3 separate regions of the Homo sapiens genome follow, and all the other regions are linked to region 2. Evidence: chromatin contacts called from ENCODE Hi-C data. All regions are on one chromosome and are shown on one strand. Each heading gives the region's core, a stretch centred on a gene start or an enhancer-like site at or near the end of the contact. The rest is flanking DNA. Distances are from core to core; before and after follow the strand shown. Region 1 holds the start of LINC02068 (long intergenic non-protein coding RNA 2068). Region 2 overlaps TNIK (TRAF2 and NCK interacting kinase). Region 3 has its middle 25 kb from the start of SEC62.

Region 1 (4,703 bases), core at 769-3,268, 1.3 Mb before region 2:
CTAGGTAAAAACTGAAGAAAAAAAACGGACAAGGAATCATATAAATTAACACTAAAGAAGAGTAATGGGTAAGGATGATGATACAAGAAATGCTTCCAAAATGTACCAGCTTAAATGTCAGGGAATTTTTTTAATCCCTTTGGAAAATTGATGAAAACCCTTGATTTAAAAAATGTTTTTGGTAAAAAAGATCCCCTTTGATGGTGTTACCGAAAGGTAGTATGAGCTAAACAAAGTCGCACTGTGCCATCCTATAATTTTGTCCAAGAAAATGTGTCCTCTTCATGCCAAATCAACTCCTCAACATTCTTTGGGCTAAGAATTAATGCATAGTTGCAAATAACCATATACATTTTGTTAATTTTAAGATAATTATTTTTATTATTTACCTTGAAATATGCTCTTTATTGTAAGAGGATTAATTAACTTTGGCCCTTTCCTGGTATCATTTATCCTTGGATACTGAGTGCGTCTTATAATTCTGTTTTCTATGAAGAACTTTAGAGATGGAGCTTGTTTGTTGTATTCACACTTGTATGAGGCATTTTGTAAAGAAGTTCTTTACTTTGCAGATAGATAGCATAATAGAAGCACAGGGCAGACAGATGATCTGCAAAGGTCACACTAACAGTGTTTACATTTATGTCTGACTCCACTGCCTACTCTCTTTAGGTCAGAATGCCTCCTAGGCCCTCAAAAGCGGAGGCAGCCAGAAACCCAGCATTATTCTTTCTAATCCTCAGTCCTGTAAATGAGAAAATGATGTCTTACTTTTATAAAGTACTACTAATAATAGGGTCTGCATAGGGTACATGAGTGGCAAAGCACCTTCACAAACATATCATTTGGTCTTCTCTTATCACCCCAGGAAGTGGTGAAGAAGCAGGCAAGTGGGAAACTGAGGCTCGGAAAGCTAAAATGGCTTGTCTGAGGACCCACAGCTCAAAAACAGCAGTGTTGTGCCTGAAACTTAACACTTTTAGACTGTGGTGCCGAGTTCTGTTCTCTGTACCTCTCTGGTTTTTGGCATGAAAATAAAGCAGGGAAAGTTAGCAAAGAAATTCATTAACAAAGTTACCATTTAAATAACCTCTCCATCAAATACATGGTCTTCATACTGCAACATTTCCAGGTGAATAACTTTGGTGTTTCTCTTCTGACAGTGGCGTTCACAATACATACAAGAGGGAGCTTGGAGATCACACATTTCCTTACCTTGGAGGCTGAAGAAGATCCTGGTTTATGAACTCTCTGTTAGTAAGAAAACCAGCAAAAAGGCCTTTCAGATTCTCCGTCCCATATAGTGTGCTATTCAGGAGAGCCGATAGAGGGCGGTTACTGAACACAGATCGTGTGAAAATTAACAGCTTCCGAACTGATTTCTTTGCATTGGCTTTGTCAGTTTTACTTTCTATTTCTTGGGAAATATTTCTATTTCTAGTTCTATTAGATTTCTATTTCTATTCGTTTCTATTTCTTGGGAGTATGTCAGGGGAAGGCCAAGATCATAGCAGCAACGCAGACAGGATTTATGAAGTCTGCTTACCATTTCTCATAGAACTCTAGATTCTCCAAGCCTACAAGATTCTCCAAGCCTACAAGATTTATTCTAATAACCCCTGAAGTTAATCAGATTCATCTTATCCCTGACTCCTCACCCCTCTTCTCTCACCAATACACATGTCCTCTTGCTCCTGGTAATAACACAAAAACAACATGGTTAAATTTTGGACTGAACAATTACTAGGCAAGAGAAAGCACAAAATCCTTTGGTCTTGCACAGCTAATGGTAAGCAGCAACTGGAAATAAAAACAAATACACATTATGAGTTCAGCTATATCTCAAGTTAGTTTTTTTGCTTTTGCTTTTGTTTTCTTTTCCCTGCTCTATTAATGAGTTAATCAATTAAGATTTTCTTTCCTTGCATGGAAAGATTTTTGGCTTTGTTTTTAGATTAAGAAAGCTTTTCTCAGTTTCTTAGTTAATTATGAACATGCACTATCACATCATCTTGGACTCAATTCAAAAACTTATCTAAAACATGTAATTACTGGGAAATTCCAGATTAATTTCCTGCAAGTTTTAGTTAGTTAACGATTGTGTTAAACACTTAAGAGAGCAGCTCCTAGATGACTAAACCTGCTCAGCTGAAATCAAATGCTCTCATGCTTCCCTGAATGGACACACACAGAGTCTCTTCACCTGAGGAATAAAGTGTAAGGTGAGGACCCGGTTCTTACCTAAGAGAACAAAATAGCAAAGACACCTCTATAGCTTTGAGAATACGGACATGTTGGGCCGGGTGCGGTGGCTCATGCCTGTAATCCCAGCACACTGGGAGGCCGAGGCGGGTGGATCACCTGAGGTCAGAAGTTCAAGACCAGCCTGGTCAACATGGTGAAACCCCATTTCTACTAAATATACACAAATTAGCCAGACGTGGTGGTGGGCGCCTGTAATCCCAGCTACTCAGGAGGCTGAGGCAGGAGAATTGCTTGAATGCAGGAGGTGGAGGTTACAGTAAGCTGAGATTGCGCCATTGCGCTCCAGCCTGGGCAACAAGAGTGAAACTTCATCTCAAAAGAGAAAAAAAAAAGGGATACAGGCATGTCTTCTTGAGTTCTGGGTGAGAAAGAAAAAAAAGAATACAGATATGAAAGCTAGTATATACTCATGTATATATGAATGTATATACATTATATAAAGGTATTTATCTTGAGAGCTTATTGTTTTAATAATAATTCTTTTCCTATGGAGAACTCAAAATAATATATTGAGTCCCTGTCTGCATTGCCTTGGCGGGGAGGGAAGGTCGGAAAGAGAGAGAACAGGAGAAACGAAAGTTCACTTCAGGTCCTAGGTCACGTGGTGAATTTGGCAGAGCTTGACCGGGAACGCCTGCTTTTGTTAGACTTTGAGACTTGTAGGAAAACACTCCAAACAAAGGCCTTAAGACAAATCTACCAGTTGAGGTAGGAAATCCACTGAGATATTTAGTAGACAGAACTTGATAATTTCTTTCCTTTCATATTTTCATTTTAGATCTTCAGAACTTTTATTCAGGGGAGAAAGGCCCAGGTAGCTGCTGCTGTTCAGCTTAAGGCTAATCTGACCTTCTATAACAGGAGTTCAAGTCCCAGAAATCCCTAGTCCTCCATCAGAGGTAAGTAAGGATGGCAGCTGAACCCAAGAAAAGGAGCATGAATGATTAACTCTTCCTTCATTTCACCTCAGAAAATGGGGGCTGGGCGCAGTGGCTCACACCTGTAATCCCAGCACTTTGGGAGGCTGAGGCAGATGGATCACTGAGGTCAGGAGTTTGAGACCAGCTTGGCCAATGTGGTGAAATCCCATCTCTGCTAAAAATACAAAAATTAGCCAGGCGTGGTGGCGTGTGCCTGTAATCCCAGCTACACCAGAGGCTGAGGCAGGAGAATTGCTTGAACCCAGGAGGTGGAGGTTGCAGTGAGCTGAGATCACGCCATTGCACTCCAGCCTGGACAACAAGAGTGAAACTCCATCTCAAAAAAAAAAAAAAAAAAAAAAAGGAAAGAAAGAAAGAAAAGAAAAATAAAATGTGGGGAAAAATATTTTACTTTAATACTTTGCCTGCCCTGTCAAGACGTAGTTCATCATGCTTTGTGGGGAAAAAATTCACAATTAAAAGGATTTAGCTCTGTGTGACAGCTGATATTCTTAACTGCAACGGTCTTTCTGAGGAGTTATTATTTCAAAGAAAAAAGTGCATTGAGGACAATAAATATGTTTATTTTCATTGGTAAAGAAGGAAAGTAGAATAAGTTTTCATATTTGTTTTTAAGAATATGAATTCTACTCTGTTCTTTGCAATGTTTTCTATCTTCTAGCAAACACATTAAAAGGGCATTTATTTTTCTTACGCTCAACCAGAAGCAGCTAGTGTGTACTGCTCTCACAGAGAGAAATAGATGGGGCGAGTAAATACTGCACTTTCAACCGAAACATACAGATACACATGTTGGAATTCATCAAGAAAACAACCTGACCCATGGAGAATGGAGAAAAGCAGGGCAGGACAACCGCCCACACGGGAGAAACATGGAGCCAGGGGAACCTCCCCATCCAGGGAAGCCGTGAGTGAATGAGCGACCCTGCGGACCAATGCTTCTCCCATGGATCGTTGCTACTCTTGGGTCAGGAGATCCCCTCATGAACCCACTCCACTAGGGCCTTCAGTCAGATACACAGAGCTATGGGGAGTCTTGGCAGAGCAGCCGCTCAGGTACACACGGAGCCCCAGGAGCCTTAGATATCCTGGCTTCCTGGCAAAAGTAACTGCTACTCCAGCCAAGTGGGAGGTTAGACCCCCATACCTACTCCTATGAAAGGGGCTGAATCCAGGGGGCTGAGCAGCGATGATCTGCAGGCCTCACTTCCATAGCACTTCAGAGGTCACAGGATAAGACCCACTGGCTTGGAACTCTAGCCAGCTGCTGGTAGCAGCATTACACATCCCTGAGAGGGAGCTCTCAGAGGAAGGGGTAGGCGGCCATCTTTGCTGTTTCACAGCCTCAGTCCTTGTTGCCTTCAGGCTTTAGAGAGTGCAAGGTGATCCATCAGTGACTGGAGTGGACCCCCCAGCACAACATGGCTGTCCTGTGGAAAAGTGGCCAGACTGCTTTTTTACACAAGTCTCCAAACCTGTTTCTCCTCACTGGATGAG
Region 2 (4,855 bases), core at 1,431-3,930:
ATTTATATTAAGTATCAAATAGTGTATGTGTGGAATACAGGTTCTTGATAATTAGGCCCCAACTAAGTGCACATAGTCTGTGGGTCTAAGTTAGATGAAAAATGTCCTAATAAGGAGCACCTTGCAATGGCCCTTGCTCTGTGCTTCAGCCCCAGCCAACTTGCCCAGGACAGAGGAACTCATCCCAAGACTGTGGCAGGAAGGTTGATAACTATTATGGCAGTACCTGTTTCTTACTTCTGGGCCTAGCTATCAGTTCATATCATCCAAGATCATTACCCAAACATGTAGACATCATCTCAGGCCTCTAACAACACAAGTAGCCAGCCTCATTTTAGAACACACCAGAGGACTCTTGACATTCTAAATTGTCATCTTTTAATGGACTCATCCCTTCTTCCTTCTTTAGGAAGTTCTCATATCTGTGTCCCGGTCTCTGTTGTCTGTTCCTGCTGTTCTCTGCTGTCTGTATCTGCTGTTCTTCCCAGACCACAGGCAGGTTCCAACATGTGCTTTAATTTAGTCTCATCTCTCATAGGATGTTGCCCACCTTTAACCTGTCTGGTAGTTGATGTGTGTACATGATACCTTTTGTTGGGTTATTCTGGTTTTCCTTCTGCTGTTTAGATGAGAGCTTCAGTCATTCTTTGGTCACTCAAACACTTTCAGACATAATAACACACTAGGCTTGTGACCATTTGGTATTTGGGGTCTTTGAATAATGTACACTGTATTTTGACAGTGGTCTGGGACACCATCAATTGATAATTGTTGCAGCAGAGGATTGCAAGATAAAAACAAATCTCTGTCATGAAAGTCAGAAATCCCAAATGTAGAATAATAATGGAAGTTTGTAGCATTTTTAGAGCACTATATGGTTTACAAAACTTTCACATTAGCTATTTTAGTTCTTATAACGGCCTTAAGTATCATTTCTCTGATTTTAGTGTGGAAACTGAGATCTAAAGAGATCTGAATGATTTCCTCATGGTCACACAGCCAGTGAGTGACAGAACTGAAGGTATCTGACCACAGGGCCTGTGTTGTTCCCACCTCCCACAGCTGAAGGAGTTGGAGTTCCTACTTTTCTCTGAGCTAGCTGCATGGCTTTAGAGAAGTAGGATGGAAGGGGTTAATATCAGTGGACATGAATGTCTCTAATATTCTTCATTTCTAATTTTTTAAGTCTATCAGGTTTGGACACGAAATTTTTAAAGGGCATGATTTAGATTTCTAGGAATCCCTGTTTCTGAATATTTTGGGGGACTAGGGCTTAGGTTACATCTTGGAATTTTTAAGGTACTGGAGCTATTTAACCCAAATCTCACTACCACAAAGAAGCTGTCCATCCATCAACACCATTTTCCCAGGCAAACAAGACTGGGTCAGTCTCTCCAAGGCCTGTCCCATGAAAATTAGAGGGTGCTGGCATTACCAGAAAGCAAAGCTTCCATCCAGGTATGGATGAGCTACTTCTGAGAAGGGAGTAATCAGTATGGACTGAAGTAAATGGGAATTCTTCCTGAACATGTGCCATCAAGCTATAGAGCAGAAGTTGGGTGAAATTTGAAAGGCGGAGTAACAAAGGCAGAAGCATGCAGGCATCGCTAAGAGCTTGGCCTTACCAGCTGGCTGACTTTGGGACTGTGCTTTGCTCTCTTCATTAGTATAATGGGGGTGGTAGTAGCACCTACTTCACATGGGCAATGTGGGGATTAAATAGTAATCATGTAAAACCTTAGCCTGACAAGTTGATATACAGTAAAAGCAAACTATTAGTTACTAGCTCAGTAAGAAACCAGGATAGCTAGGAACAGTTAGGGAGTCTAGGTAGGTTGGGTTGGGTGGGTTGGATTGGTTCCAACTGACAGGGAAAGACGCTACTTGCCTCAAGAGTGGATGAAATAAATAGCTATGGAATAACTGTATATGCTTTCCTGCAGGCTCCTCACTTAATATATATCGTACAAGACAGTAATAGCTAATATCATAGGCAGCAAATTTGACATTTGTTCATTTGTCTTTTTGTAATGAATTATTTGAGGTGAATTATGCTGATGTGTACCACCATCATTCCATTTGAATATGTGTCTTAATGTATAATGTCCTAAGGGCTGCCCAGGACTGGTGAGCAGTAACTCACTGCAGGAGGCCCCTAATTTGCCATTTCCACACCACTGCCCCATCCCTCCAGCCCCCTTAAGTTGGCAGCAGGCCACTCTGTCTTGTCTAGTAATGGTGATGGAGAGCCTGAGTGATTCTTAATCAAAGAAAATGACAACTCCATTTACATTTGTACAGATCTGATATTCACATTTGGATGTATGCCTAAAGGTACCTGGGTTGAAAATATGTGGTGTAACATTGCTTTATCTTCCTAAATCATCCTGACACAGCCTTGGACTTAATAGGGAGTGGGACCCAGAATTATGAAATAATAGCAGACATGCCACTGGAGGCTGAAATTTATGTTTTATGAGATAAAGTGGTTCTTAACTATTTTTGTTGCCATGTTCAATAGCTAGTTACTTTTAATGTTTCTATAATAAGAAAACAGTATGCAAAGATACACTTTAACAGAATTTCATAAGCTCCTACACTATGGGTAATAACCAGAGTTCTGAAAATAAAACCGTTACTTTCACTTGCATTTTAAGTCAGATTGATAGCTTTCTTTCATTTATAACGTCGTCCTAGTCTGAAAGCAAAATCACCATTTTATTATTTCTTATTCAAAGGCTGAAAGAAAAAGGTACCAAGTAAAATGATTTTGTATGACAAGGTCAATAAGACTTGGCAGCAAAGACTTGGATTGAAACTTTAGCCTTGCCATTAACCAGCTGTGATGTTGAATAAGTCATCTAGTCCTTGTCTCACTTGTAAAATGGTATAATATTGATACTATAGTTATATTGCTATTACCTGGAATGACACCCCACTCTTATTATTCACAACCTGGACTTTTTATGACCCAGGTCTGTTTTGCTTTTAAAATCTTAAATGTACAGCATCCCAATCTTAGACCACAGCCTTTGATGCTTCCAGCCTGTACTCCCTCACACCCTACACACCTGTTCTTTGATGTTGACTAAGCCCTCGGGTCTTTTGTCAGTCTCTCAGTCCCCATGAAACTTTAATAACTTGTCTCTCCAGCCTTGGGCCTCATGATTTCTTAGTTTAATCATTTTTAGCCAACATGTACTATCTCCTTTATCCTTTGTTCTTCCATAATATCCACCTTGCAGACCCCTTCCCTAAGGTCAGTCTAGCTGTTTATTTTTCTGCATTTGGGCTGCACAGCTCAACTCAGCACTGCTTAATAATCAACTGTGTATGTACCTGCTCAGTTCCTTCTCCTGTTTTCCCTGGAATAGTTGCTCCCAATCTCCACCACTCTCCTCTCCTCCCTTCCGCTGCCCCTGCCTTCATTGTTCTCCACAGGTGACCTTCTTCTATGCCTTTTAGAAAAACTGGAGCCATTGGACAGGTATCCCTTATTGGGTAAATATCCCACAGGTCTCCCTCTGCCTTTCTTCTCAAACTCATCTTCTTCCCACATTCTTACCTTCTTTCATCCTAACTCAATGTAAAGCTTTTCCCTCTGTGTGAGAGGACTCCTCCTGCTGTTTCTGTTGTCTCCTCCCTTGCCCAGAATTGCCCCTTTCCTCCCAGCCTGCAGTCATCTTCAGCGAGACCTCAGGACTAGTTTCATCTCTTTTCAGACCAAGCAACTTTTTTCTACCCTCTTTGCCTCCACATAGTCACCTCCCATTTTTTCCTTCACTCTATACAAACTGATGTCTGTCCCTGCATTGCTGTGTAAGGTCCCAGGGGCTTCATAATTGCCAGATTGAATGAGCTCTTTTTAGTCTTTATTTCACTTGGTCTTCTGTAGCACTGGCTCTGACCATACCCTCCTTTTTGAAACTCATCACATCCTCCTTCCTGAAACTTTCTCTTTCCTTGATTTGCAGTCATATTGCTGCTTTCTTTTTTCCCACCCGCTGGTTGTTTTTTCTTGGGGTTCATTGCAAGTCCTTCTGTCTCTGTAGACTGACTTGACCTCCTGAAGCCCAGTCTTCTCCACTGGACTAATGGACACATCTGTCTGGATGTCTACCCGGCCCCCGAAAACCTTGTTATGTCCTTGACTGAAGTCACTTCCTGCCTTCTTCATGTTTTCCCGAGTCTTCTGTCTCAAAGAATGGCACTCTTACCCACCTAGATTGTACAAGCCAGAGATGTTATCTTCCTGGAGGACTTCTGTTTCTCTTTCAATTCTCCAAAACACCATCTACATGTCCTGTTGATTCTACTTATTTATTCTTTGGATCTATTCTCTTTTCACTGCCAGCCTTTGTTTCAGATCCTGACTGGATTAATCATCTCCAAATCTTGGTAGAGGACAGATGAACTGCAATCCTGGATCTGAGTGGTAGCGGGTAGGAAGGTGGGCAAGGAGTGGGGAAGATGGTGACAGGGTGACCTTTCTGGAATCCAGTCTGATCTTGTAACTCCCAAGTGTAAACTCTTTAACATCGTACTCCTTACGTGACACAGGAAGCTGTTCTTCATTGGGACTTTGTCTTCTCCAATTGCATATCCTGCTATTTTCTACACACATGTGATGTCATAGCCATACACAGACTTAAGCCCTTCCTCATACATTGGCCAGTGCCTTTACTTGTTGCTTGAAATGTCCTTCCTTGTCTTCCCCCCAGTCTTATTCTTCTGATCTTTTAGGACTGAATTAAAGTCCTACTTTTGCTACCATTTCTGTTCAGCCCAGTCTGAGTTGGTTGCTCTGTGGAACTTTTGGCCATCTGCGCATCATAATATCAACTTCTCAAGCGGC
Region 3 (4,572 bases), core at 2,071-4,570, 1.3 Mb after region 2:
CTTAAGCAATAAGATGTTTTTAAATTAAGGTAAGTACATTTCAAGAGACATAATACTATTGTACACTTAAACTATGGTATAGTGTAAACATAACTGTTATATGCACTGGGAAACCAGAAAATTCCTTTATTGCAGTGGTCTGGAACTGAATCTCAGATATCTCTGAGGTATGCCTGTATATTAAAAAGTGGTAAGATTTTTTTTTTTACAGTAACCAAGTGTTTTATGCTTTTGTTTTGTTTGATGAGAATAACTTCTAGCACTATGAAACAAATAGCTATTTAATTCAACAATCAGTTTAATAAACTTTTTGTAATCCCAGCTAGCAAAATAAAGTCACCTCTTAGGAAATGAGCCAAAGAGGAAGGTAAACTATTTTAGAAACGTAGTTTAAAATGTATATGTAGTGACAGAGCGAGACTCTGTCTCAAAAAAAAAAGTATATGTAGTTAAAAAATCTAAAAGCATCCATATTTTTTCAAAATGGCATTCAATGATGTTCAAGTAAACTATTTCCTTTACTCAGGAGATGAGTTTCTCACACCTGCACAATGACATCCTGTGGCTATTATCAGACATATCGGAGACCTTGGACCTTGTGTTGATTTATGTAGAGGATTCCCTTTCCAGAGGATATGCTGGATAAGTACAGCAAATTGACTGCAACGCTCTATAAAACAGATCTTTCATATATCTGTAATAAAATAACAGTGTACATATTTACCATAATGAGAAACTGCATTTGCTTGAAGTATAATACATTTTTAGTGTTAGTGGGCAGAGTAAAATATTCCATATATTTTAAATAACTAATGGAAACAATTTAATGGAATTTAAAAAATTTCATGTATTTAAAAATATAGTGTTTTTTTTTTTTTTTGAGACAGAGTCTTGCTCTGTTGCCCAGGCTGGAGTGCAGTGGCACAATCTTGGCTCACTGCAACCTCCACCTCCCAGGTTCAAGTGATTCTCCTGCCTCAGCCTCCTGAGTAGCTGGGATTACAGGCGTAAGCCACCACGCCCAGCCCTATACTCTTTTTTAAACATTGGTATCCACACTTATTCTATAACTCTTATAGCTATATGTTGGCTGTTTAGTAAACAGATTTTTTAAAACTTTTATTATGGAAAACCTCAAATATATACAAAAGTAGAGTGAATAGAATAGTGAACCTCATGTAGTCAAAACCCAGCTTCAATAAGTATCAACTCATGACTGAACTTATTTCACCCATAGTCCCAGTGATCTACCTACACCCTACCCACTCAACAGATTTTTGGAAGCAAATCCTTGTCATGATATTACTGGGAGAAATACTCTTTTTTGGGACTCTTGTTTCTATACATCTTGCTGGGTGGACCAAGAGACTGCAAGGCTCTAACTATTCTTTTACCAGAACCATTTCTCAAGGTTGATTATGTAGCTGGTAACCTTAAAAAATGGGTAATCCTTCCTTCCACACCCATCATCACCCCTGAACAAAGAGCAGGCTTGCTTACTGCTTGCTATAAAATTGGTCGTTTCCCCAAGTTGTGATCCTCAGCTGTGAAGCAAACCTACTGTATGGGCAGGTAGCCTCTGGGCCCCTCTGTATTGCTCTTGTAGCACCTAGGGGCAAAAGGAACCAATACACATATGCTGATGTTCATGCTGCTACTGTGTCATGAGTAATAAAGTTCTTTGTCTCTGACCCAAGAGGCTCATGTGTTCTGCCAGTCTCCATAAAATAATAGCAGGATAATTTATTAGGTTGGAGGCAGGATCAAATCTAATCCCAGATACCATATATCATTTTATCTGTACATATTTCAGTATATATTTTTAAAAAATAAGAAGTCTTTTAAAAAAGCTCACAATACTATATTTTTAACAAATAACAGTAATTTTTAATATCATTGAATATCCCAAATTGTGTTCAGATTTCCCTAATTGTTTCATTTTTTACAATGTATTTGAAAAAGGATTTAAATAAGTTTCATGATTATATTGGGTGATTTGAATTCAAAAAATTTTATTTTAGTAAAAAATATATAAAATTTGTAATTTTAACATACAAGTTGGTGGTATTAATTATATTCAGAATTTTGTGCAACCATCACCACTATTTCCAAAACTTTTACATCTGGGTTATTTGAATCTTAAGTATCTTTCTTTTAATCTACAGGTTTTCCTTTTCCCATTCCCTTGCATTTATTTGTTGGAGAAAATCAGGTCATTTCTACTATAGTTCCCCATAATTTGGATATTTACTATTTTTATAACTGCAGTGATGTTTAACATGTTCCTTTGTTCCCTGTATTTCCTGTAAATTGGTTTTTGGATCTAGAGGTTTATTTCGACTCAGGTTAATTTTTTTTTTTAATAAGACTTTCATTCATATGGGGTTTCATGGATTTCCATCAGATGGCACATGATGTCTGGTTATTTCTCTTTTCGAGATGTTAGCAGCCATTTATGACTACTGCCTAGATTGCTTATGTTTTAGGGGTGCATAATGGTGATATTCAAATTCTATTATTTCTCCTTAATAGCTATAATACTTCCCTAAAGGAAACAGCTGCATAGTACTCCATTGCCTGGATATTTACTCAATCAGTCTAAACATATTTCATAAGTCATAATTCCCTATTTATCAAACATAATTTTATTGTGATGGTTTTCCAACAAGAGAGAAGTTGTCATTGTTGTTGCTTTGTTTTTTATTCATAAAGAGTACAGAGTATGCTTCAAGCCTCAAGTGGCATTTCAGAAAAAGTTAAAAACTATTTCTAGATGATAATGTAAATAAAAATCCTCACCCTCCAAAATAATCTGTTCATAAAGTGTCCCTTTTGTTAAAACGTACCCAGGAGTCTTTAGAAGAAGACAATCTTGGTAGAAGGTAATCTTGGTAGGGACAAGCAATTTCAGTTTTATTCTCTTACAATGAAGAGTACTGAGAGCTGGGGAGGGCCTCCTTTACATGTGTTCTTCTGGTTCTTTTTTAAATGCATGGACCTAAAATTAAGCACAGTGGTTTTTTCTGGTGATAGTACATGCCAAGATGGCATATCGGAACATTTTCCTTAGAGCAACATTGAGATACATCTGTGCAAATCAATCAATTACCAACTCAATGGACTTATTTAGCAGCAATACGAAACTCAAAAGTCATCATAGTGATTGAACCTCATTATCACTTTGCCATTAAAAATATTAAGCATTTCTTTTTATCCCTCACCACAGCATCTGTAACTCACACCTGGCATTTTGTGAAACTTCTGTTTGCTGGGTAGTATAGCAGGTGAAATGTCACGTGACCAAACAGTTCTTCGGTACACTGAGCATCAGATGAATAAAAAGAGGGAAAGAGGAAGTGAAGCATTTTTCAAGTTATTTTTAGTAAAAATCTTGCCACTCGTTATTCATTGGCTTATTGCCATCTTAAATAACTTAAAAAAGACATATTTTTGAAATATGGGAGGATTTTCTGTCTGTCCCTGTCTCTCTTTCAGCAAAGGGACCAAGAGAGTAAAGTAACAATTCACAAATACATGTGATGGTTTCATACAGTTTTTGTCAGAAGAAAAACCTGTTGTCTTAGTAAAAATGAAAGAAATGGAAGCTTAACTAAATTAGGCTTATAGGAAAATGATTTCAAAAGCCCACCTTCCAAATCAAAAAGTGAATGTGGGTAGCATGCAATTTGTGTTTACTAAATGCAACTTAATTTGTTTGTTTTAGTACTCCATTATTGTGAAATAAATTACTTCAAAACTTAGTGGCTGAAAACAACACACATTTATTATCTTACAGTTTCTGTGGGTCAGAAATCCAGAGTGGCTTAGCTGGGGGCCTCTGGCTGAGGGTCTCTCATGAGCTGCCATCAAGCTGTGGGCTGGAGCTGAGGCACCTTCAAGTTTCCTTACATGGCTGTTGGCAGCGTCAGAAGATCCATTTCCAAGTTAATGTGGGGCTCTCCACAGGGCTGCCTGGAGACAAAGAATCTGGCTTCCCCAAGAGTGAGAAATCCAGAGAGAGAGAGAGAGCGAGCACCCAAGACAGAAGCCACAAAAGTGACATCCCATCTATCACGCCTTCTGTATTCTGTTCATTAGAAAAGCCTCAATACCCCCAGCCCGCCCTCAAGCGGAGTAGATCACACAAGGGCTTGGGATACCAGGATGCAGGGATCCTTGTGGGCCATCTCAGAGGCTGCTTTCTAGAGTTTGCTCATGTTAAATGTAAATTTTTTAAATAGAAAATATATTCTCATGGTTAAAAATTCAAAATGTTCAAGAATGTATATGGTAAGAAGACTTCATATCCTGTTAGCCAATCCCCTCCTTGAGCAAACTGTCATCATTTTCTTGTTTATCCTTTCAGAGACATTCTGTTAAACATCAAGTTGAAAATGTGGGATTCCACAGGGTGTGAGCAGAGAGCACTCCACCTTGCCAGCTCAAACCTGCTTTGCAGAGATAACTTCCCCACCCCTTGGATGAAATCTCAAGTGGATACTATGACTTTTCACCTCCCTCTCAGATAAAAAGCAGTCCTCCAGTCACTTTCAGTCATAACATAGTTGTATT

What was found. A loop is a pair of places that touch in the nucleus more often than their neighbours do. Pooled maps may share reads with other maps.
Region 1: a pooled map shows a loop between it and region 2 (4-fold over the local background). The contact joins the promoter of LINC02068 here to the enhancer-like site in region 2. A Hi-C loop is called at or near these places in 2 of 37 single-sample maps with no recorded cell type and 11 of 50 pooled maps.
Region 3: a map with no recorded cell type shows a loop between it and region 2 (5-fold over the local background). The contact joins two enhancer-like sites. A Hi-C loop is called at or near these places in 7 of 37 single-sample maps with no recorded cell type and 4 of 50 pooled maps.

What each region holds. Positions count from the first base shown.
Region 1 is chr3:172,592,922-172,597,624 of GRCh38, reverse strand. LINC02068 (long intergenic non-protein coding RNA 2068) reads left to right here and starts at 2,018. Exons shown (of 4, transcript NR_146714.1): 1 at 2,018-2,222; 2 at 3,044-3,164. RefSeq lists a silencer at 1,212-1,506 and enhancers at 4,275-4,414, 4,477-4,703.
Region 2 is chr3:171,246,809-171,251,663 of GRCh38, reverse strand. All of the region lies in intron 2 of TNIK (TRAF2 and NCK interacting kinase), which reads left to right. Among named protein-coding and RNA genes, the nearest start is that of MIR569, 140 kb to the right of the region's middle. RefSeq lists an enhancer at 486-565. Within about 2 kb of position 2,680, at least 2 of the 41 ENCODE cell types and tissues checked have a DNase peak (open chromatin) inside an H3K27ac peak, as active enhancers do.
Region 3 is chr3:169,939,384-169,943,955 of GRCh38, reverse strand. No RefSeq gene overlaps it. Among named protein-coding and RNA genes, the nearest start is that of SEC62, 25 kb to the left of the region's middle. Within about 2 kb of position 3,320, at least 4 of the 41 ENCODE cell types and tissues checked have a DNase peak (open chromatin) inside an H3K27ac peak, as active enhancers do.